Linked DNA regions of Homo sapiens: region 2 is linked to region 1. Evidence: chromatin loops called from intact Hi-C (ENCODE). Cell type or tissue: heart right ventricle. All regions are shown on one strand. Each heading gives the region's core, and the rest is flanking DNA. Links, peaks and the distances in the headings are about the cores only.

The links. Peaks named below come from ENCODE experiments on the same cell type or tissue, not always from the same donor. Only the 100,000 strongest peaks of a DNase experiment are listed, where the experiment ranks them.
Region 2: it touches region 1 in a loop (2.3-fold over the local background); 59 of 110 quality-filtered maps call a loop at or near these places.

Annotation. Positions count from the first base shown.
Region 1 is chr15:50,870,597-50,883,267 of GRCh38, reverse strand. No RefSeq gene overlaps it. Among named protein-coding and RNA genes, the nearest start is that of AP4E1, 32 kb to the left of the region's middle. RefSeq lists a silencer at 930-1,099 and an enhancer at 4,063-4,232. In heart right ventricle, for the core only: CTCF peaks have their summits at 5,936 and 6,159; a DNase peak (open chromatin) is centred at 6,147; H3K4me3 peaks cover 1,461 bases; H3K27ac peaks cover 1,234 bases.
Region 2 is chr15:50,769,178-50,781,848 of GRCh38, reverse strand. No RefSeq gene overlaps it. Among named protein-coding and RNA genes, the nearest start is that of SPPL2A, 9.8 kb to the right of the region's middle. In heart right ventricle, for the core only: no CTCF peak of the experiment used is centred there; no DNase peak of the experiment used is centred there.

The DNA.
Region 1 (12,671 bases), core at 1,603-9,602:
GACTCTATCTCAAAAAAAATAAAATAAAATAAAATAAAAATAAAATAAATCTAGATGCTTACTACACACCTGGGCTATGTGATATATCTTATTGCTCTTAGGCTACAAACCTATACAACATGTTACTGTACTGAATACTCTAGGGAATTGTAACACAATAGTGTCTGTGTATATAAACATATCTAAACATAGGAAAGGTACAGTAAAAATACAGTATTATAATCTTAAGGGACCACTGTCATATATGTGTTCATCATTAATTAAAGAGTCCTTGGCCGGGGGCAGTGGCTCATGCCTGTAATCCCAGCACTTTGGGAGGCCAAGGCTGGCAGATCACCTGAGGTCAAGAGTTTGAGACCAGCCTGACCAACATGGAGAAACCCCATCTGTACTAAAAATACAAAATTATCCGGGCGTGGTGGCACATGCCTATAATCCCAGCTACTAGGGATGCTGAGGCAGGAGAATCGCTTGAACCTGGGAGGTGGAGGTTGCGGTGAGCCGAGATCGTGCCATTGCACTCCAGCCTGGGCAACAAGAGTGAAACTCCGTCTCAAAAAAAAAAAAAAAAAAAAAAAAAGAGTCCTTATGCAGTGCATGACTGTATTAGGAAGTCTGATTGTGAGACCTGACCGGCAGCTTGTCTACTCTGTCCTCACCCTCATTAAAGCTGATGCTTTTATTTCCGTCTGTCTGATTTTTGTGTCTGTTTCTCAAAAGGAATTCAGATGGGTAACAGCTGTTATTTATTTGTCTCTCCAAGGCCCCCAAATCAAGACTAAGTAGCCCTGCCACTGAAAAGGTTGAAAATCAGTGAAAAATGCAAATAAATGACTCTAGTAGAAGACTAAATTCATTGTATGCCCTTGAGCAAGGGTTGAGCTCCTCAGTCAAAGAAGAGAGTCACCTTTTCCAGAAGAGAATGCAGCTCAAGGGGAATGCAGGTGGGGCAGTGAAGGAGAAAGAGATTCCTAGAAGCCTCGAGTGGGGGAACCAGCATCACTACCAGATTCCCTCATGTCTGCAGTGTGAAGTGGTGGCAAGAGCCCCCCACATTGGGACCCAGAAAACCTGTGATAAAATCCAAGCTGTTTTCAGATGTGTAGCCTTTACCATTTTGAGCCTCAGTTTTCTTATTTCTAAGTAAGCATAAATATCTTCCTGCCTACCCTATAGGGTTACTGTGAAATTACATTTATATCATGTATATGAATGTTCATGTATATACTGGAAAGCAAAATAAAAATATAAAATAGCATGAAAAAAGTAGTGAGGAGAAGGTACTTGATATTTTGTGATAGAAGTGCTGGATATTTCCCATTTGCTCACCCAACTCTACTTTCTACTCTGATCCATATCCTAAAGGCTGAATTGTCTGAATTGCATCACTGGGTTCCCTTGCCTTTCGGCTGCTGGTTGAGTTTAAAAAGGAGCAACAGAAGGAATTGGATAGGGGTAGATTTTGATGATTAGATTCTCTTGGTACGTCCCTGCTGGATCTCCCATGTTGGCTGCATCTCTCTGTGGAGGGCACAGCTTGTGTCAAATTGCCAAACTGCCTTTTTTTTTTTTTTTTTTTGGCAATCACCCAGGCTGTAGTGCAGTGGCACAATCGTAGCTCACTGCAGCCTTGACCTTGTGAGTTCAAGCAATCCTCCCACTCTCAGCCTCCCGAGTAGCTGGGACTACAGGCATGTACCACCATGCCCAACTTCCTTAAGTAGAGACAAGGTCTTGCTATGTTGCCCAGGATGGTCTTGAACTCCTAAACTCAAACAATCCTCCTGCCTCAGCCTCCCACAGTGCTGGAACTACAGGCGTGAGCTACACCTCTGGCCCCAAATTGCCTTCTCCACACAGTTTTCTCTCCAGACCAGTAGCATTGCCATCATCAGGGAATTTATGCAAAATGCAAATATTTTAGTCCTACCCCAGACCTACTGAAGCAGAAACTCCAGGGTGAGGCTGAGTAATCTGTGTTGTAATAAGTCCTCCAGGTAATTCTGATGCATACTAAAGCTTGAAAACTGCTTGCTGTTGGAAGGGATTACTCCCTCTCATTTGCTCGCAGTAACTAACCCTAGAATACTGCCCAATTCCTTGCTGCTTCCCCAGAACTCTTTTACCTTTGTAAATAGTCCTTTTTATTATACTCTCCTCAAATTACTCATTTTCTTTTTCTTTTTTCTTTATTTTTTTAGGCTCTTTCTTTGAATTCTAAAAATTATTCATTTTAAATACGCCATCATTTCCTGTAGGACTCTGATGTTGAGATCTCAGAAATAAGACAAGTAACTGCTTTGTATTACACCTGCGTAAAGGACAGGCACACTGATCAAGGTGAAAGAAAAAATGTCTGTCAATGAGATACCTAAATAAGATTTAGTTTAAGATCATTGTGGGCTACACAGTCCCAAAATCTTTTAGGCCAAAGCTCACAGTGAGTCTCTGTGTTTCAGGAAATGTCTCCATTTGGTAAACTAAGAAATGATGTAACATCCTTGCAAGACATATGACTAAAATCTGAGGTTTCTGTGTGGGCTTTGGCTGTAATTTTGGTTTCTACCAAGGGCTTTAGTCTGAAGAGGAAAGCACTAAAATAAATTGCTACTTGCAAAAAGAAGCTGCTGGTATTTCTTTCCTTTGGCGAAGACCAAAGCTATAGTGAGCTAAATTCATATCATTTATTTTTCATCCAGTATAAAAGTTATATGGGCCAAGACATAACATTTGAGCAGCTGTAGAAGTTTAAAGGGTCAGTGTGACTTAAGTGTATAATGCCCAAGACAAAGAGACACTGTTTTAGGTGTTTGTTTCCTCAAGTCTCTTGTCATAGAGACTCCTCTTGTGTCCAGGGCATAAATAAATCCAAGGCAGAAATATTTAACAGAGGTTGGGAAGAAAGCCTAGAGTAGAAATTGAGACGCCCCGCCCCAGCAAGTCATTTCCTTTGGAAATATAAGGGTTAAGCAGCCTGGAGTCAGGCTAAGAAAGAGGCTTTGGGAAAATTTAGGCCAAAGTGTTAACTCAGGTTTTTCTCACCTTTGTGGATTGAGTCCATTGCTTTTGCCTACAAATGAATAAACTGTTCTTTTTTTTTTTTTTTTTTTTTTTTTGAGATGAAGTCTCGCTCTGTTGCCCAGGCTGGAGTGCAATGGCACAATCTCAGCTCACTGCAATTCCGCCTCCCAGGTTCAAGTGATTCTCCTGCCTCAGCTTCCCGATTAGCTGGGATTACAGGCACCTGCCACCATGCCTGGCTAATTTTTGTATTTTTAGTAGAGACAGGGTTTCACCATGCTGGCCAGGCTGGTTTCGAACTCCTGACCTCAGGCAATCCACCCGCCTCAGCCTCCCAAAGTGCTGGGATTATAGGCATGAGCCACCATGACCGGCCGAAGAAACTGGTTTTCAAAGCAGTATCTCTTGTTTCTGCCTCATGATTTATTTATTCAGTCAGTAAGAGCTGGACCCTGAAAAATGGTGAAGTTGGCTAAACTTATCTTCACATTTTTTCCTTAATCCATTAAAAAAAAATTTTTTTTAAAACAATTTCTCTCACCACACCACACACACACACACACACACACACACACACACACACCCCCAATACCTGGTGCTTTGAAGCCGTAACCTGTCTGTTCACGGCTACCACTTGAACCAGCATCCCAGATTTCCCCCTTTGAACTATTGTAGAGTACAGTCAGAATTTAAAGGAATAAGATCCTAACCCTCATGGTCTGTTACAGACATGATTATCTGATTAGCCCTGATGGGCAACGGCTTGATGCTAGAAATCCTCTCACCTAAGGCAGCCCAGTGGAGTGGACCAATCAGGAACCGAAGGCTTTATTAGCTGTGTGACCTTGGGCAAGTTACATAGATTCTTGGGGTTGAAAGGAACCAATGCTTTAATACATAACACCTCACTGAGGTGTAATCCATCTTCTATGTCATTTTCTTCTGAAAATAACTTCTACTACTTCTTCAGCACTTCCTATGGGCCAGGGCCTAGGCAAAGTATGTGCTATACATTATCACTAGTCCTGAAAGTAACCCAGCAAGTGGTTAGTACCAGTCGCATTTTACAGATGTAGAAAGTGAAACTCGATTGAGTGACATAATTCATCCAAGTAAGTGGCAGAGCCAGGATTCATACCCAATTACCTTTAGTCCCAAAGTTGAAGCTGTGTGATTTTCCTAAGAGATCCAATTCTTACCCTATAATTGAAGCATCATTTTTAATGAGCTAAATTCTGTCTTCCTCTAACTCTGGCTCATCACCCCTCTGGGTATGGTGAGCAAAGTTTGCTTCCTCTTCCACATGCCACTCCTTCAGATATTTGAAGACTACAAACTACTTCGACCACCCTGAAATTGTTCGACTTTTCTTCCTACAAATGTTTAAAGTCCCTTAACTGTCCTGGTGATTCCCCTTCACTTTGTCTCTGTCCCATTTAAAAAAAAAAGAAAAGAAAAAAACCTGAAGCTTAAGATACATACAGAAAACTGCACGAATTATAAATATACTGTGCAATTAACTTTTACACGTGAACACTACTTGGTCAAGAAACAGAAATATTACCAGAACCCTAGAAGTTTATGCTACTTTTTTATCTCTGCCTCCCCCAGAAGTAACCACCATCCTGACTTCTAACATGTGAATTATATCAATAGAATCACACAGTATGCACCATTTTGTATCTGGCTTCTTTTGCTCAACATTGTAAGAGTTATCCATGTCATATTGTGTGTAGCTATACTTGATTCATTCTCATTGCTTTCTGTGTACTTTTTTAAAAACTGGTAAAATAGACATAACATAAAGTTTACCATCTTAACTATTTTCAAGTGTACAGTTCAGTAGTATTGAGTATATTCACATTGCTCTATTACCATCACCACCATCCATCTCCAGAATTTTTTCATCTTCCCAAATCAAAACTCTATACTTTAAGCAATAACTCTCCATTTGCCTCTCCACTGAGCCCCTGGAAACCACATTTTACTTTCTGTCTCTATGAATTTGACTATTCTAGGTGCCTCATATGAATGTAATCATACAGTATTTTCTCTTTTGCAGCTGGCTTATTTTTCACTTAGCATAATGTCCTCAAGTTTCCTCTATGTTGTAGCACATGTGAGAATTTCCTCCCTTTGTAAGACTGAATAATATTCCATGATATGGATATACCACATTTTGTTTGATTCTGTGTATTTTTTTTTTTTTTTGAGACAGAGTCTCACTCTGTTGCCCAGGCTGGAGTGCAGTGGTGCGACCTTGGCTCACTGCAACCTCTGCCTCCCAGGTTCAAGCGATTCTCCTGCCTCTGCCTCAGCCTCCCAAGTAGCTGGGACTAAAGGCATGCGCCACCATGCCTGGCTAATTTTTGTATTTTTTGTACATATAGGGTTTCACCATGTTGGCCAGGCTGGTCTCAAACTCCTGACCTCGAGTAATCCACCCACCTCAGCCTCTCAAAGTGCTGGGATGACAGGCGTGAGCCACTGCGCCCATCCGATTCTGTGTACTTTTTAAAGCATGTTGCCTAAATGGGATTCAGTGTCCCCAGGTCTAGCATAAGCAGGTGCTTTGCACAGTCACCACTGCTCTGATATACTTTTTAAAAATTGCTTCCAAGTCTGGCTCCCCTCTAGACAGAGTGCCCCTTATGTGTTATCCATCTTTGTTTCCCCAGCACCCTACTCCAAGTAGAAACTCAGTGAATGATATCGTTAATAAATGAATGAAAGTATAACAACCCCATGAATTTCCTTTCATTTTACCTCTTGCCTTCTTTAACATCTCTGATTTTGTGACAGACTTGCACTTAACAAGGCTCTTTAACGACCTATTCCAAAGGGTTTTCTAACAAAAACAACAGTAATTTTTAAAAATACATTTTTGTGTTCTGGTTTATGTAACTTCATCTTATGCTCTTGGTATCCCTGTGAGGTAATCTAAGAATGTAAGGCTCTGCACAAGAGATGCCTGCACAAGGATGTAGGAGACGGACTTGCAAAGTGGTTCACTAAGGTATTCTCCGTTAGTAGGAGGTTTGCCAACCGAATTTCTTTCATTCCACATCTGCGATGAGGCAGGGTGAATTGGCAGATTTCCCCAATCCGAAAGGAAGCTGCAATTCCCAACTCAGTCACTAGATGGCTACGTAACTGCATCCAGAGGGGACAGACAAGGAAAACAACTCCGTCCCAGAACCAGAATCCACCCAGAACCAGAATCGTCCCAAAGTGGCAGTAAACCAAATTAGCCTTTTTTTGGGAGCTTTCTAGATGTAAAATGGTTAGGAGGTGCTGAGTATTCTGAAATACACCGTGAGGGCATTACACTGAAAATGCTACTCATTCTGTTCCTGGATAAGTTAAAAGAATAACCGTAATATTTTTATCCTCCATCTTGTGGCTTTTTTTTTTATCTTACTCTTTCCTCTCTTCGTTCTCCCTCATCCATCAGAATTCATAAGAAGGGGCACAAGGGCAAATTTCCTTCTTTTTTTTTTTGTTTTGTTTTGTTTTGTTTTGTTTTGTTTTGAGACGAAGTCTTGCTCTGTCGCCCAGGTTGGAGTGCAATGGCGCGATCAACCTCTGCTTCCCAGCTTCGAGCTATTCTCATGTCTCAGCCTCCCGAGTAGCTGGGATTACAGGCGTGTACCACCATGCCGGGCTAATTTTTGTATTTTTAGTAGAGAAGTGCTTTCACCATGTTAGTCAGGTTGGCCTCGAACTCCTGACGTGAGGTGATCCACCCGCCTCAGCCTCCCAAAGTGCTAGGATTACAGGCGTGAACCACCGCGCCCGGCCTAAGGGCAAATTTTTTATGATCCCATTACTGAAACACACTTAAAATGTATCAAGGGACAGTAAGTTTACAAGTTAATCAGTAGCTCTCCAGGTGGAATTTTTAAAGGAGACCAAGTTTACGGTTTTATGAAAGAAAACACCCTCACAAGTTTCAAGAACATTTGGAAACTTCTGTATCAGATCAGATAAAAATCCATACAAATAGGTATTCTTTCCTTGATAATTGCTGTAACATTATGTGTATATGACTCCAGATGTTTTTTTCTTTTTTATTTTTATTTTTTATTTTTTTGAGACGGTGTCGCCCAGGCTGGAGTGCAGTGATGCGATCTTGGCTCACTGCAACCTCTGCCACCCAGGTTCAAGTGATTCTCCTGCCTCAGCCTCCCGAGTAGCTGGGACTACAGGCACACACCACCACGCCCAGCTAATTTTTGTATTTTTAGTAGAGACAGGGTTTTACCATGTTGACCAGGATGGTCTTGATCTCTTGACCTTGTGATCCACCTGCCTCGGCCTTCCAAAGTGCTGGGATTACAGGATTGAGCCACCGCACCCAGTCCAGGTGTTTTTTTCAAAGTACATAGTAGCATACGTTTCTTTATAAAAATAAAAACTAGCATTTAGAAATAATCTTTACAATTTTATTATAAAAAGAACTATTGATCAAACTGAAGACTGAGCTCTGATTTTTTTATTTTGCCCAAATTCCTACCTAAGGAGTCTAGGAAGTCATGCACTACAAACCATAAATTCTCATCAAATGGGTTTTATTTGACCCTATATATCGTGACACACTTTTCATTCTAACTCTGGCATAACACTATGAGACAAGGAAAAAATATTTAACCCCAAAATATATTTCCTTGCCATACCTTGAAATTGCCCTGCAAAGTGTCTTGTGGGAAAAATCCACATTTCCCTTTTGTTTTCCTTTTCTTTCCAGATCCTGGAGATAATCAACTAAGAGCCAGGCACCCTTTTAGGTCTGATAAGAAACATTTTACAACCTGCTTTCTCTCTGAACTCTGCTATCTGAGAGATTCCTCTGCACTCTGCATAATAAAACCTGGTCTCTATGATCCTTTTTCTTTTCTTTTTTTTTTTTTTTTTTGAGACAGAGTTTCACTCTTGTTGCCCAGGCTGGAGTGCAATGGCACGATCTCAGCTGACCGCAACCTCCACCTCCTGGGTTCAAGCGATTCTCCTGCCTCAGCCTCCCGAGTAGCTGGGATTACAGGCATGTGCCACCACACCTGGCTAATTTTGTATTTTTAGTAGAGATGGGGTTTCTCCATGTTGGTCAGGCTGGTTGCAAACTCCCGACCTCAGGTGATCCGCCCACCTCAGCCTCCCAAAGTGCTGGGATTACAGGCGCAAGCCACCACGCCACAGCCTCTATGATCCTTTTTCTTAACTTGAACATTCCTTTGCATTAACCCCAGGTCTTCAGGTGAACTCAACCAATTGTCAACCAGAAAATGTTTAAATTTACTTATAGCCTGGAAACCCCCGCTTTGAGGTGTCCCACCTTTCGGAACCAAACCAATGTATTTCTTAAATGTATTTGATTGATGTCTCATGCCTCCCTAAAATATATAAAACCGAGCTGTACCCCGACCACCTGGGTCATATGTTCTCAGGACCTCCTAAGGGCTGTGTTATAGGCCATGGTAACTTATATATGGCTCAGAATAAATCTCTTCAAATATTTTACAGGGTTTGACTCTTTTCACCGACAATAATCTGGTGCCCAACATTGGGCCTCGGAGAAGACTCAGGACCCTGAAGGAGTTGCCCAAAACTGGAGCTAAGGTACCAGCAGGAGCCCATTGAAGCCTCACCGAATTCGAGCTTCTCCTTCGGTGGAACTGGGAAGTTCTCCTGAGCCCCAACCTCCTGTTTTGGTTGATGGTCCTTGATTTATTCTAAGCTGATTTTTTCCTCTCTGTCTTTTCTCCTAGGAAGTTGGTTAAAATCTTAATTTTAGTTTCAGAAGTGCATTCAAAAGGATCTTTCTCCATTGCCTTTTCTCTCAAAATTAATCTCAATTGGCTTGTCTGTGCACACTTTGCGTGAGGAACTGAACTGTTGTTTTTCATAAGTAAGTGAGAGACTGAGTTCCTCAGCTCTGAAGTGAAAGGGCATTTTGCTCCTCCCAGCTGAAAGGCACCTCTGGGTGACCGGGGGCCTCGTGGGAGTGTCTGCGGAGGGCGGGGGGCGGGGGGGGTTGATCCCCTGTAATGTGCAGCGGCCCTATAGGAAACTCTCCAACAAATATTAATTTAAAAAGGCTCATCCAGGAAATGCACATAAGGGCTGATCACCCAGCGTCTTGAGCCCTCTCAGAGGTGATAGACCTCTGAAGAGAGAAATTGAGACATGTAAGAGTGTAGAAATAACTCAGTGGTGACACACTGTGGAGTGCTACTGACAGGCAGCACATATCGATCCACCACACAAAAACCTTAGTCCGCAGGTCAGTTCCCTAAAAAAAAAAAAAAACAAAAAAGATAGGAAATAAATCCTCCAAAAAAGAGGAAAGGCAAGGAGAGTGGCCCCCTGTGGGCACTCCAACTGAGTTTATGTTTAATAATTGTGGTGCCTTTACTTGCAATTATTTATGTAAATGGAAAGATCTTACTAAAGATGACCTAGGTTTAAGGTTTCCAAAATAGGGAACTTTGATATTCCTAAATTGGCTTTCCTGCATGCTAGATTAGACAAATTAGGCTCCCAAATCAAAGAAAATGAATGGCAATCGTACTTTAGCTGGCATCTAGAATCATCAAAAAGAGGGAAAGATAAGCTTGCCTTCCTCCAGGAAGTTAATTTAAAAATTTTTGAAACTGTTTCAGAATTTAAAAAAACCAGTAAAAGTCACTTCTGAAATCAGGAAGGCTCCAGAAACTGACTCCCCTTCTGCTCCTCCTGACCCTCTACTCTCTGAACTTCCTTATCCAGACAATTTCATTTTTCCTCCTCCTTTCCCTCCTCCCTTGCCTCAAACCACAGGGGGACCAGAAATAGCTGCAGAAAATAATATAGTAGTTGCTCCTTTTAGAGTAAAACCCATAAGCAGAGGGGATTCTAACATAATATATGCCCCCTGGACCAAATCATAGTTAAGTCCCTGGTATCTGGATTCCTCAATCCGATTGAAGATCCCTTTGGGTTTGCTTAGGAATTCCAGTTAAGTCTTAAGATTTATGACCCAGGGTTCTCTGACCTATATCAGCTGATTCAGTTACTGGTCTCCAAAAACAAAGCTGAAGAATGGTTTAGAGTAGCAGATTGGAAACAGCCTTTAGAAGATTTTGACAAAATAGATGCAACTGGAAGAGAGAAATGCAGAGAGCTCTGCAATCACCTCTGTGACACTGTACCACAGATATTCCCCAAGGTTATAGATTGATAGATTGAGCAAAGGTGCAACAATGTAAAATACACCCAAACGAGATCATGCCTGACTTTTATATCAGGTTTGAAAAGACATTCAAAGAGTTTTCAGGAATACCTCCTGAAAACTTTGAGCACGGTAAAAGTGACAACTTACTCAATTCTGAGTTTATTCAAGGTTTAGATAAAGAGTTAGCAACCCTAATAAAGAAGAATAATGTGACTTGGGCTTCCTTTCCCACTAGCCACCTAGTCACCCTAGCTGACCAGTTGTCACAAGCAATCATTAAGAAAGAAAAGGAAATAGTCTCTAAAATTATAAGTTTACAACTAAAACAACTTAGTAACCAAGTTGGGAGTTTGCAAGGGTCCCATGGTCTCCAGAGATCTAAGCAACCCCAAGAGGAAGCAATTTGCCACTATTGCAAAAAGAAAGGACATTTTTTAAAATAATGTAAAAAACTTAAATGGGTGCTTGCTCAACATGGGCAAAGGACCCCAAAGGAAGGCACCAGAACAACTCAAAAATCAGAATAAGGATGCTCTGAGGGAATAGAGAGGGTTTTCCCCCTACTTCTAACTAATGCTTTAGGAGAAGTAGAAATATCCATAAATGGGGAAAATATCAAAGCCCTTGTCGACATCAGCACTACACTGTCAGTCTTCAACCCTACCTTGATTAAAAACCCTCTCCCTTGGAGTAAAGAAAAAGTACACATGGTAGGGGTTTCAAACTCTCCTATTACAGCCTTTAAATCAAATCCCCTTCAATTTCAACTAGGAGAACTAGTGAGGGATCACATTTTTCTTATAGTAGATAGTGTCACACACACACCTGCTGGAACGGGATTTCCTAGAGACCCATAATGCTCATATCTCATTTTCACAAAAGGGAGAAATTATTCTCAACTTGGGAGACTTACAAAAACCCACATGTAGTATTGTGCTTGGGAAAGTCAATCAAGATTCTGGACAGGAAGAATTAGAGCCTTTCTTATCTAAAGTACCAGACTCCTTATGGGCAAGCTCTTCCACAAATATTGGGAGAATTAAGTCAGCAGTCCCTATAGAGATAACCATAAATAAATCCAAACCTCTGCCAAATGTGAGGCAGTATCTCCTTAGACCTGAAGCCTTCCTAGGAATCAAACCAATCATTCAGGACTATTTAGACAAAGAACTCATAGTACCCTGCACCAGCCCCTGTAGTACACCAGTCCTCCCAGTTAAAAAGCCAAATGAGAAAGGCTGGAGATTTGTTCAAGACCTAAGAGCTATAAATAAAATAATAGTTCCTAGACACCCTGTTGTTCCTAACTCCCACACCTTACTGTCCAATATTCCTATCACTGCAGCCACCTCTCTGTTATTGATTAATGTAGTGCATTTTTCAGCATACCTGTAGAGCAAAATAGCCAGTATCTTTTCCCTTCCACTTGGGACAATCACCAATACACATAGACAGTCTTACCCCAGGGCTACTCTGAAAGTCCTACTTATTTTTCTCAAATACTAAAGGCAGATTTCGATGACATTGAGTTTCCAAATGAATGTACTCTAACTCAGTATGTGGATGATTTATTGTTCGTCCTCCCTACCAAAATGCAGAGAAGATACAGTCCTTAAACAGCTTGCTTTTAAGGGACACAAAGTGCCAAAAGATAAATTACAATTTTGCCTCCCCCAAGTTAAATATTTGGGACATATGATTTCCCCAAGGGGGCTTTTAATAAACCCTAAGAGAATCTCTGCTGTTATGACATTTCCCCTGCCCAAAACTAAAAAACAATTAAGAGGCTTCTCACAGTTAACAGTCTATTACAGGAGCTGGATTCCGTACTACTGCTTAATTGCTCAACCCCTATATAAAAAACTAAAACAGACCCAGCCAGACCCAATCCACTGGGAAGAGAGGGAAAAAACAACACATAGAAGATCTAAAACAGGCTCTCACCCAAGCACTTGCTATAGGCCACCCCAATTACAGTCTTCCTTTTTCCCTCTTTGTACATGAAATAAATGGGAATGCTCTAGGAGTATTAACTCAAAAACATGGTGACAATCACAGACCAATTGGTTATTTTAGGCAACAGTTAGATTGAGTTGCAAGGGGGCACCCTCCTTGCATGAGGGCTATATCAGCTGCAGCCACATTATGCAAAAACATTGAAGAATTTGTCATAGGGTCCCCTCTGACCATCTATGTCCCCCACTCATGAAATCTCTTCTAAGCTGTCACTACACTTAACAATATTCTGTTAGCCACCTTGCCTCTTATGAGGTACTCCTGCTTTCTGCCTTCAACATCACTTTGAAGTGCTGTAACACTCTTAACCCTGCTACCCTGGTCTCCCTTCCAGGTGGACAACAAAAGGAAGAGGAACATGACTGCACTCTACTAACTAATATCTTACTCTCCTCTAAGGAAGATTTATAGGAAAACTCCCATT
Region 2 (12,671 bases), core at 3,056-11,055, 100 kb after region 1:
GATAACTGCCTTTTTAATGAAGTTGAGTGAGTGCTTTTCCTTCATTTCACCAACTAGAGAAAAGTCCCTGGCCAGAGTTTTAACAGTCCCATACCACACCCAGAGTGGGAGCACTGAGGAAAGGATGGGGTGAATAACCCTGAATTCATGCTAAAAAGCATCCTTTCTCACAAAAAAGATTATGGGATTTTTTTTTTTGCACTTCTTAACTCTGAGCAATTTATATCTCAGAGCAATTTACATCTCTGATTTAATCACATCTTAACCTGAATGCATGCATTAAAAACAGCCACAAAATAAATAAATGAATAAATTAAAGTCTCTAGGCTATAATTTGGGCCATCTTTGACCAGTAATTTGCATCAATGCCATCCTTGCTTTTCACAACAGGTTATACAAGCAAGGTAATAGCCAGTGATCACTCTCTTTTTATGAATATATAAATGAATACTAGAGGATGTCTCTGGAGAAGATTACAGGTTTTATATAAAGCTACTTTTAGATATAAGGTCCTGAAATAGAAACTTACAATCTGAGCAGAAATCAAATGGCTCCAGGATTCCTGTACCAAGGTGTTCTTGCCAAAAGATCTGCTAGGGCAAATGCAACATCTGTAAAAAGGCTAAAAACCACTATAGTCCACCCCAGCAAGGTTTGCTCTCTAGAGTAGCCACGTCCAATAGGACATTCTGCAGTGATGGACATGTTCAGTATCTGTGCTGCCTGACATGGTAGCTATTAGCCAAGTGTGGCTATTGAATACTTGAAATGTGACTAGTACAACAGAGGAACTGAATTCTCATTTTGTTTTGATAAGTTTAAATTCAAATACCCACATGTGAGTACTGGCTACCTTATTGAACAACACAAGTCTAGAGGCTAATCCAGCCTAAAGGAAGCAATCCAGGCCAGGCGCAGTGGCTCACGCCTGTAATCCCAGCACTTTGGGAGGCCAAGGAAGGCGGATCACCTGAGGTCAGGAGTTCAAGACCAGCCTGACCAATATGGTAAAACCCTGTCTCTCCAAAAAAATACAAAATTAGCTGGGTGTGGTGGCGGACACCTGTAATCCCAGCTATTTGGCAGGCTGAGGCAGAAGAATCGCTTGAATCCGGGAGGTGGAGGTTGCAGTGAGCCGAGATTGCACCATTGCACTCCGGTCTGAGAAACAAGAATGAAACACCGTCTCCAAAAAAAAAAAAAAAAAAAAAAAAAAAAAGGGAAAGAAAAGAAAGCAATCCAAAAGTCACCTTTGAATTCAGCAAGGAATCTGACAACATTTGATAACTTAATATTTTAGCTGTATAAAAAACTATACTTTCCCCTATTAAATTATCTCAATTCGGCCAGGTGCAGTGGCTCACGTTTGTAATCCCAGCACTTTGGGAGGCTAAGGCAGGCGGATCACAAGGTCAGGAGTTCGAGACCAGCCTGGCCAACATAGTGAAACCCTGTCTCTACTAAAAATACAAAAATTAGCTGGGTGTGGTGGCCCGTGCCTGTAGTTCCAGCTACTCAGGAGGCTGAGGTGGGATAATTGCTTGAACCAGGAAGTGGAGGTTGCGGTGAGCCGAGACTATGCCATTGCATTCCAGCCTGGGTGACAAAGTGAGACTCCGTCTCAAAAAAAAAAAATCTCAAGTCTTCACAATGGCCTTCTAGGCCTTTCATAATCTGGTCTTCCACCCCTCACTACCTTCACTCATTACCTCTAGGATTTCAGCTCCTGCGCTATCTACCCTTACTCATGTAGCCCCAGTTCTAGTGGCCCCCTTGCATCATTCTTGCCTCAGGGTCTCTGCATTTGCTGTTTTCTCTGCCTAAACTACTCTTCTCTTACCTATACTCACGGCTTGTTCCTCCCCTTCCTTTCAATTAATGTTCAAATATTATGTTCTCAGTGAGGCCTTTCCTGACCACCCTATTTAGAATTGTAATGCTTACCACCACCCAGACTCCTTACTTCTTTTTAAAAAAGAAGTTACTCAACTTAACTTTTCTCTTTAGTGTTTTTCCTCTCCTAATATACTTTTTCTTTCTTTTCTTGTTTTTGAGACAGACTGGAGTGCAGTGGCACAACCATGGCCCAAGGCAGCCTCAACCTCCCGGGCTCAAGCGATCTTCCCATTTCATCCTCCTGAGTAGCTGGGACTACAGGCATGTGTCACCATGCCCAGCTAGTTTTTTTTATTTTCTGTAGAGATGGAGTCTTCCTATGTTGCCCAGGCTGGTCACAAACTCCTGGGCTCAAGCAATCCTCCTACCTCGACTTCCCAAAGTGTTGGGATTACAGGTGTGAGCTACCATGCCCAGCCTTTTCTAATATACTTCTAACATAATTCAGTTACTTATTTTGTCTTTCTCCCCATCTAGAATGTGAGCTCTATGAAGGCAAGGATTTTTGTTAGTTTTATTTACTTCTGTACTCGGTGGTGTGCTCATAAATGTTTAACATCTAGCTCAGGGATGGGGGCAACACCCTGATTTGCCGATTTCTGTGGCGTAAATACTTCCACTACGGCCAGTTTCAAGCTACCAACAAAAAGTTACTGAACATAGAGCTGAACAAAATCTGAGAAGAGACAAAACTAATATGTGTGATTGAAGTCAGAAAACAGTTATTCTTGGGAGCAAAAGCCAGCTAGAAGAGAACAGTAGAGGGACTTCTGAGTAGATAGAAATGCTCAGTTTCTTGAAAGGATGCTGGTCACACAGATGTGTTGAGTTTGTGAAAGCTCATCAAAGTCTACACTTGCAATATGTACACTTTCCTGTCTTTATATTATACTTCAAGAAAAAAGGTAAATTTAAAGAATATATAGGGCCAGACACAGTGGCTCACACCTGTAATCCTAGCACTTTCGGAGGCCGAGGTGGGCGTATGACTTGCGGTCAGGAGTTCAAGACCAGCCTGGCCAACATGGTAAAACCTTTTCTCTACTAAAAATACCAAATTAAACGTGGTGGCCCATACCTGTAATCCCAGCTACTCAGGAGGCTGAGGCAGGAAAATCGCTTGAACCTGGGAGGCAGAGATTGCTGTGAGCCGAGATTGCACCACTGCACTCTAGCCTGGGCAACAGAGCAAGACTCTGTCTCAAAAAAAAAAAAAAAAAAAAAAAAAGAATATATACTGAGTGCTCTTTTGACCAGGCATGGTGGCTCACTCTTGTAATCCTAGCACTTTGGGAGACTGAGGTGGGAGGATTACTGGAGCCTGGGAGATGGACATTGCAATGAGCTGGGATTGCGCTACTGCATTCCAGTTTGGGCAACAGAGTCAGACCATGCCTCAAGAAAATTAATTATATTTTTTTTAAAAGGATATATAGTGCCCATTTATGTTCATAAGTTGTAAAATACTTCTCTCACTCCTCCCAGTTTCCAGAGCTCCACCCTTTTGTTACTGAATTTTAAACTCATGGCCTTCGGTCTTTATCTCGTGACAGCGGGTCACCTCTCTAAATACACTTTCATTTAAACTGATGTTCCCATCTCAGCTGATCCAGGTGACTGCAAATGACCGGCTGTACTTGCTGATGGGGTTGCACACTAATGCCTAGACTAGGCCAGCAATATCACATGGCCCTATCATCGTGATCTCTGGCATGTACACCTGACACAGAATGCCAAGTATAAGTTAATGAAAAACAAGAAAAACCAGGGGAGGTGTCTAATAATGTCAAGACTTCTTAAAGAGAAAATATAATTATATAGTTTGTATTTTCAGCAAAAAACTCATGGGGGTCAGGCTACACATTGTTATGAATGTAACATTCCTGCCAAATTGGATACTTGGTATTAATATTTAAATACTGACTTAAAGTCCAGGCTCCGTGGCTCACGCCTGTAATCCCAGCACTCTGGGAGGCCAAGGTTGGTGAATCACCTGAGGTCAGGAGTTCGAGACCAGCCTGGCTAACATGGCGAAACCCCGTCTCTACTAAAATACAAAAATTATCCAGGCGTGGTGGCAGGTGCTTGTAATCCCAACTACTTGGGAGGCTGAGGCAGGAGAATCACTTGAACCCAGGAGGTGGAGGTTGCAATGAGCCAAGATCACACAACTGCACTCCAGCCTGGGCGACAACAGTGAGACTCCACATTAAAAAAACAAACAAACAAAACAAAATAACACACACACACACACACACACACACACAACTGACAAATACTGATTTAAGATGCTAATTTATATTTATTTATTTTTTCATTTTTGAGATGGAGTCTTGCTCTGTTGCCCAGGCTGGAGTGCAGTGGCAAGATCTCATCTCACTGCAACCTCCACCTCCCGGGTTCAAGCAATTCCCCTGCCTTAGCCTCCTGAGTAGCTGGGACTACAGGTGCGCGCCACTGCACCCAGCTGATTTCTGTATTTTTAGTAGAGACGGGTTTCACCATGTTGGCCAGGCTGGTCTCGAACTCCCAACCTCAGGTGATCCGCCTCCCTCAGCCTCCCAAAGTACTGGGATTACAGGCATGAGCCACCGTGCCTGGCTGGTGTCATGGGGAGGCAGAATTGGTTTATTCCTCATTCCTCCTGCACACAATATTTCTTATTCCTTCTGCACATAATAGCAGTGGCTATTAGTGGAATTGCACTATTAGTCAAAAATCCTGAATCTGTTTTCTGCTGAGCAGGCATATTTCATAGAATCATAGTAAAATAGAGCCAGAAAAGTCATGTGGAAAGTATACTGCTGTGTAACAAATGGCATCTTAGAAGTCTAAAATTATCCTTGTGCATCAAAAAGATCTGACTGCATTTACTTGCTTTGGGTGATAGTTTATTAATCTGGAGGCTCCTATAAATAAACAACTTCAGGCTGGGCACAGTGGCTCACACCTGTAATCCCAACACTTGGAGAGGCCAAGGTGAGCAGATTGCTTGAAACCTGGAGTTTGAGACCAGCCTCGAACATGGTGAAACCCCGTCTCTACAAAGAAATACAAAAATTAGCTGGGCGTGGTGGTGTGCACCTATAGTCTCAGCTACTGGGGAGGGTGAGGCAGGAAGATTGCTTGAGCCAAGGAGGCAGAGGTTGCAGTGAGCTAAGATGGTGTCACTGCACTCCAGCCTGGTGACAGAGCGAGACTCTGTTTCAAATAATAATAATAGTAATAAACAACTTTGGTTTAAAAAGCCCAGAGTAGTCTCAATATGTCAATAGTTAATACTGTAGTGCCCAACCAAGAAAATCATATAAATTAATTTACCTGGAGTCAGAGGAGGATTTGATTAATATGTGAATCAATCCACTATGCCAGAAAACTTTGGATATGGATTGGGTTTTGCTTTTTCCAGCAATATCTAAAGTCAACTACTGTTCCTTGCAGCAACACTGATTTATACAGACAATAGCAGCCTTTGGTATACCTCAACACCAAGAACAATGTAACTCTAGCTTACAATTTGTTATCTCTTTTTTTTTTTTTTTTTAAGAGGGATTCTCACTCTGTCACTCAGGCTGTAGTGCAGTGGCATGATCTCAGCTCACTGTAACCTCCACCTCCTGGGTTCAAACGATTCTCCTGCCTCAGCCTCCTGAGTAGCTGGGCCCACAGGCCCACACCACCGCGCCCGGCCAATTTTTGTATTTTTAGGAGAGATGGGGTTTTGCCATGTTGGCCAAGCTGGTCGCGAACTCCTGACCTCAAGTGATCTGCCCACCTCGGCCTCCCAAAGTGCTGGGATTACAGGCGTGAGCCATTAAGCCTGGCCTATTAGTTATTTCTTTAAAATTTGTATTTAAAAACCATTCATACAAAAGAATATATATGTATATAAATAAAATCTCTAAAGTTATCTTATGTACCAGGCTATTTTTATTCATTTTTAGTGTAGAAATATGTCCTGGAGGGAAAAATAATTCAAGCTTTTATCAGTGAAGAAAACCTTGGACTTTTTTTTGAGATGGAATCTCGCTCTGCCACCCAGACTGGAGTGCAGTGGCGCGATCTCAGCTCACTGCGGTCTCCACCTCCTGGGTTTAAGGGATTCTTCTGCCTAAGCCTCCTGAGTAGCTGGGATTACAGGCATGCGCCACCACGCCCAGCTAATTTTTGTATTTTTAGTAGAGACGGGGTTTCACCATGTTGGTCAGGCTGGTCTCGAACTCCTGACTTCGTGATGCACCCTCCTCGGCCTCCCAAAGTGCTGGGATTACAGTTGTGAGCCAATGCGCCCAGCTGAAACCCTTGGACTTTTTAGGCAAATCGAAACCTAAAGAGTTGATTTTGTTTGAAATTAGATCCAGTTATTCTTCAAAAGACGAGTCTTTTTTATGTTTTATAAGACATTTCAGAGGTAATTTAGTCACACTCGAAAATATTCAAAACCACAACACTGGCTTCTTAATTATTAGCAAAATTTCTTAATTTAATAAACATTTATAGAGCACCCACAACTGGATTTAATTTCTGGCACCATTTCTTGCTGGGAGATTTCATATGCATAAATTTCCTTATCTGCAACATGAGACTAATAATTTGTGTCATAAAACTGCTTTAAATGAAGCTAATTAGAAAAAAATAGTAACTTATAAGACATTATAAAACCTTGCATGGCTTTGCATTCAAGTTCTCTTGCTGAGAGCTTATAAAGATTTCCTGGCTGGGTGCGGTGGCTCACGCCTGTAATCCCAGGACTTTGGGAAGCCGAGGCGGGTGGATCACCTGAGGTCAGGAGTTTGAGACTCAGCCTGGCTAACACGGTGAAATCCCATTTCTACTAAAAATACAACAAATTGGCCGGGCGTTGTGGCACGTGCCTGTAATCCCAGCTACAGAAGAGGCTGAGGCAGGAGAATCGCTTGAATCCCAGAGGTGGAGGCTACAGTGAGCCGAGATCGCGTCATTGCACTCCAGCTTGGGCAACAAGAGCAAAACTCGGTCTCAAAAAAAACAAAACAAAACAAAAAAAGATTTCCTAAGGGAAGATGACCAAAGCCTGAGTTTTGGTCTATCACCTTGAGTCCTCCAACTGTGAGCTGTGTGAAATCCTTTCTCCTGAACTTTCCATCTACTGAATACATCTCTTCTGAACTCCCTGCCATTCAAGTCAACATTTCAATTCACCTGTCTTGTAGGAAGTATATACTATGTTTCACTGATTGACACAATTTCAAAGGAGCAGTAGTTCTGTCAAGAGCAGTAATAAATACATGTGAACACGTAAACAGAAGATACAGTGATGAAACCACAGCTGACAGCTTGCCTCTCTGCTCCTAGTCACCTCCTGTGAACCAGGAAGCATTCAAGTCACATGCTTTGCTCAAGAAGAAATGTCTCATAAGCAGGTATCAAGGAGGCAAGCATTTAGCTAAAGTCAGATATTCGGAAAAACACCACCAGGAAACTTGGAGCAGCTTTTTCATCTGTGAACAAGATAATTACTGAGACTGAGGTGGTAACATTGATTATTCCCATTAAAAGGGTAATAAACATATATTTATTTATTTATTTATTTTGAGACAGAGTTTAGCTTCTGTTGCCCAGGTGGAGTGCAATGGCGCAATCTCGGCTCACTGCAACCTCCGCCTCCCGGGTTCAAGTGAGTCTCTTGCCTCAGCCTCCCAAGTAGCTGGGATTACAGGCACCCACCACCACGCCCAGCTAATTTTTTGTATTTTTAGTGGAGACAGGGTTTCATCGTGTTGGCCACACTGGTCTTCAACTCCTGACTTCAGGTGATCCGCCCACCTCAGCCTCCCAAAGTGCTGGGATTACAGGGGTGAGCCACCGTGCCCGGCAAAGGGTAATAAACATATTGTCTCCTAGAAGTTATGTTCAGAGATAGGTATTGACACACAAACCCAAACCCAACAACACAACCAGTAAATGAAAATGGTGGGAACCAGCAATCCCACTTCTGGGTATATATCCAAAGGAAATGAAACCAGTATGTCAGAGATATCTGCATGGCCATGTTCACTGCAGCATTATTCGTAACAGCCAAGATATGGAAACAACCAAATTGCCCATCAATGGATACATGGATTTTAAAATGTGGTAAAGAAGCCAGGCACAAAAAGACAAATACCTCATGATTTCACTTATATGTGGAATCTAAAAAAGTTGAATTCATAGAAGTAGAGAGTAGAATGGTGGTTACCAGAGGCCTACAGGTGCGGGGGGGTGGACAGGGAAAGGGGAGACATTGGTTAAATGGTGCGAAGTTTCAGTTAGACAGGAGGAATAGGTTCTAGGGATCTATTGCACAGCATAGTGACTATAGTTAATAACAATGTATTGTATACAGTATTCAAAATAGCTAACAGAGTGGATTTCAGATGTTCTCACCACAAAGAAATGAAAAGTATTTGAGATGATGAATATGTTAATTAGCCTGATTTGATCATTCCACAATGTATACATGTATTGAAATCACATTGTACCTCGTAAATATATATAATTATTATTTGTCAGGTAAAAATAAAGTAAAGCTTAAAAATAACTCATGAGATATCTTTTCCCACTTTTAGAAAGGAAAATAATGAAGCAATAAGATTTGGTTCATATCCTTGTTGGCTGGAAACTCCTAGAAATTCTTTGAGTTTACCAGTAATAAAGAGTTGATTTCTCTGCTTGAACCCGCGAGGCAGAGGTTGCAGCAAGCTGAGATTGCGCCACTGCACTCCAGCCTGGGCGACAAAGTGAGATGCCATCTCAAAAAAAAAGTTGATTTCTCTATACCAGTAGTTCTATTAGGTACATGATGTTTTAAATTTACATCTCTCTACTGACTAATGATGTTGAGCATCTTTTCATGTGCTTATTTGTCATATGTGCATCGTCTTTGGTGAATTATCCAACTATTTGCTTCATTTTAAAAATTTTTTGTCTTCTTATTTAGTTATAAGAGCTCTTTATATATTCTGGATTCATTTTTGTTGTTGTTGAATGTAGGTTTTGCAAATATTTTCTCCCAGTCTAGGCTATGCTTTCATTCTCTTAACAGTATCTTTCAGAGAGCAGTTTTTATTTTGATGAAACCCAACATATATATATATATATATATTTTTTTTTTTTTTTTTTTTTTTTTTTGAGATGGAGTCTTGACCTGTCACCTAGGCTGCAGTGCAATGGCATGATCTTGGCTCACTGCAACCTCTGCTTCCCGGGTTCAGACGATTCTCCTGCCTCAGCCTCCTGAGTAGCTGGGATTATAGGCACCCGCCACCACACCCAGTAATTTTTGTATTTTTAGTAGAGATGGGGTTTCACCATGTTGGCCAGGCTGGTCTTGAACTCCTGACCTCATGATCTGCCCACTTTGGCCTCCCAAAGTGCTGGAATTACAGGCGTGAGCCACCACACCTGGCCAGTAAATGGTATTTTCTTTTCTTTCTTTAGACAGGGTCTCACTCTGTTGCCCAGGTTGGAGTACAGTGGCTTACTGCAGCCTCAAGCTATTGGGCTCCAGAAATCCTCCCACCTCAGCCTCCTGAGTAGCTGAGACTACAGGTGCATGTTACCATGCCCGTCTAATTTTCGGTTTGTTTTTGTTTTTGTTTTGAGACAGAGTCTTCCTCTGTCGCCCAGTCTGGAGTACACTGGCACGATCTTGGCTCACTGCAAACTCTGCCTCCCAGGTTCAAGAATTCTCTGCCTCAGCCTCCCGAGTAGCTGGGATTACAGGCGCGTGCCACCATGCCCAGCTAATTTTTGTATTTTTAGTGGACACAGGGTTTCACCATGTTGGCCAGGCTGGCCTTGAACCCCTGACCTCGTGATCTGCCCACCTTGGCCTCCCAAAGTGCTGGGATTACTGGCGTGAGCCACCACACCCGGCCACACTCATTTTTTTTTTTTTTTTTTTTGAGATGGAGTTTCTCTCTGTTGCCCAGGCTGGAGCACAGTGGTGTGATCTCAGGTCACTGCAACCCCTGCCTCCGGGGTTCAAGCGATTCTCTTGCCTCAGCCTCCTGAGTAGCTGGGATTATGGGCGCACACCACCATGCCTAGCTAATTTTTGTATTTTTAGTAGAGATGGGGTTTCACCATGTTGGCCAGGATGGTCTCGATCTCCTGACCTCGTGATCCACCCGCCTCGGCCTCCCAAAGTGCTGGGATTACAGGCGTGAGCCACCGGGACTGGCCTGATTTTCATATATTTTTAAATAGAGACAAGGTCTTGCTATGTTGCCCAGGCTGATCTTAAAATCCTGGGCTCAAGCAGTCCTCCCATCTGGGCCTCCCAAAGTGTTGGGATTACAGGCATGAGCCATCGGACCCAGTCATAATCTTAAAAATTGAATTTGTAGCCAGGCCTGGTGGCTCACACCTATAGTCCCAGCACTTTGGGAGGCCCAGAAAGGAGGACTACTTGAGCCCAGGAGTTCAAGGCAGGTGGATCAGCTGAGGTCAGGAGTTCAAGACCAACCTGGGTAACATGGTGAAATGTTACACTACTAAAAATACAACAATTAGCTGGGCATGGTGGTGTGCCCCTGTAATTCCAGCTACTCAGGAGGCTGGGGCAGGAGAATCGCTAGAACCTGGGAGACAGAGGTTGCAGCGAGCCGAGATTGCGCCACTACACTCCAGCCTGGGTGACAAAGTGAGACCCTGTCTCAAAAAAAAAAAAAAAGAAAAGGCCAGGCGTGGTGGCTTACGCCTGTAATCCCAGCACTTTGGGAGGCCAAGGTGGACCGATCACCTGAGGTCAAGAGTTTGAGACCAGCCTGTTTAACATGGTGAAACGCCGTTTCTACTAAAAACACAAAAGATTAGCCGGGCGTGGTGGCTTGTACTTGTAATCGCTGCTACTTGGGAGGCTGAAGCAGGAGAATCACTTGAATCCGGGAGGTGGAGGTTGCAGTGACCCGAGATCGCGCCATTGCACTCCAGCTTGGGCAACAAGAGCGAAACTCCGTCTCAAAAAAAAAAAAAAAAAATGCAGATTCTGATTCTGATCCAGCAGGGGTTTGTTTGTTTGTTTTTTGTCGCCCATGTTGGAGTGCAATGGCAAGATCTCAGCTCACTGCAACCTCTACCTCCCAGATTCAAGCAATTCTCCTGCTTCAGCCTCTCGAGTAGCTGGTTTTACAGGCGCCCGCCATCACACTCGGCTAATTTTTTGTATTTTTAGTAGAGATGGGGTTTACACCATGTTGGCCAGGCTTGTCTTGAACTCCTGCCCTCAGGTGATCTGCCCGTCTCTGCCTCCCAAAGTGCTGGGATTATAGGTGTTAGCCATGGCGCCCAGCCGATCCAGCAGAACTGTACCTATTCCTGGCATGATTACGCATTTCTAACAAGCTTTCAGGTGATGCTCTGATGTTGGTCCAGAGTACATGATTATAGACTTTATTATGAATATCAGTGAAACTAAATAGTCTTCTAGACAGTACAGGGGTCCTCTTAGGAGTTTTCTCAAGAGATTACAGTCACAATGCATCTGCAGTCTGATGGCACAGACATTTGTGTTTGGGCAAGCAGTTCTCCCATTCCTCTCAAGAGTTTATTCAAAACTCTTCAGTAGATGCGTCACTTGGTCCCACTTTCACCACCCACCTCAGCCTCCCGAAGTGCTAGGAATACAGGCATGAGCCACTGCACTCAGCGCATATGTCTTATTTCCAATTATCTAGGGATTTTCCAGACATCTTTTTGTTATTGATTTCCAATTCTCTTGTGGTCAAAGAACATACTTTGTATGATTTAAAACCTCTTAAACTTGGCCAGGCGCGGTGGCTCACGCCTGTAATCCCAGCACTTTGGGAGGTTGAGGCGGGCGGATCACAAGTTCAGGAGATTGAGACCATCTTGGCTAACACGGTGAAACCCCATCTCTACTAAAAATACAAAAAATTAGCCGGGCGTGGTGGCAGGCGCCTGTAGTCCCAGCTACTCGGAAGGCTGAGGCAGGAGAGTGGTGTGAACCCGGAAGGCGCAGCTTGCAGTGAGCCAAGATTGTGCCACTGCACTCCAGCCTGGGTGACAGAGCGAGACTCCGTCTCGAAAAAAAAAAAGAAAACAGAAAAAAAAACCTCTTAAACTTATCAAGATGTGTTTTATGGCCAAATAGTTTATTTGGTAAAGGTCCTGTGTACCCTTAAAATTATGTAGTTGTTGGGTGGAGAGTTCTATAAATGCCAATTAGGTCAAGTTGGTCAATGGTGTTGATCAAGTCTTCTGTATCCCTGCTGATTTTCTGCCTACTTGTTCTTTCAATTATTAAAAGATTTTACTTGAAATCTTTAACTGTAATTATGAATTCATCTATTTTTCCTTTCAGTTTAATTCGTGTTGGAGCATGGGATTTATGTTTCATTTTAATTTCTCAGATCACTCTAATATGCAGCCAGCGTTGAGGGACATTGCTTTAAGCCAATGGTTCTCAAACTTCAGCATACATCAGAATCACACAGGGAACTTGTTATTAATAGAATAGATTGATGGACGCTACTCCCAGAGTTTGTGGGGTGAGGTCCAAGAATTTGCATTTCTTTCTTTTTTTTTTTTTTTTTTTTTTTTAGTACAGACGGGGTTTCACCATGTTAGCCAGGATGGTCTCGATCTGCTGATCTCGTGATCCACCCGCCTCGGCCTCCCAAAGTGCTGGGATTACAGGCGTGAGCCACCGCACCCGGCCAAGAATTTGCATTTTTTATAGTTCCCAGGTATTTCTGATATGCTGATCCAGGAGCCACACTTTAAGAATCACA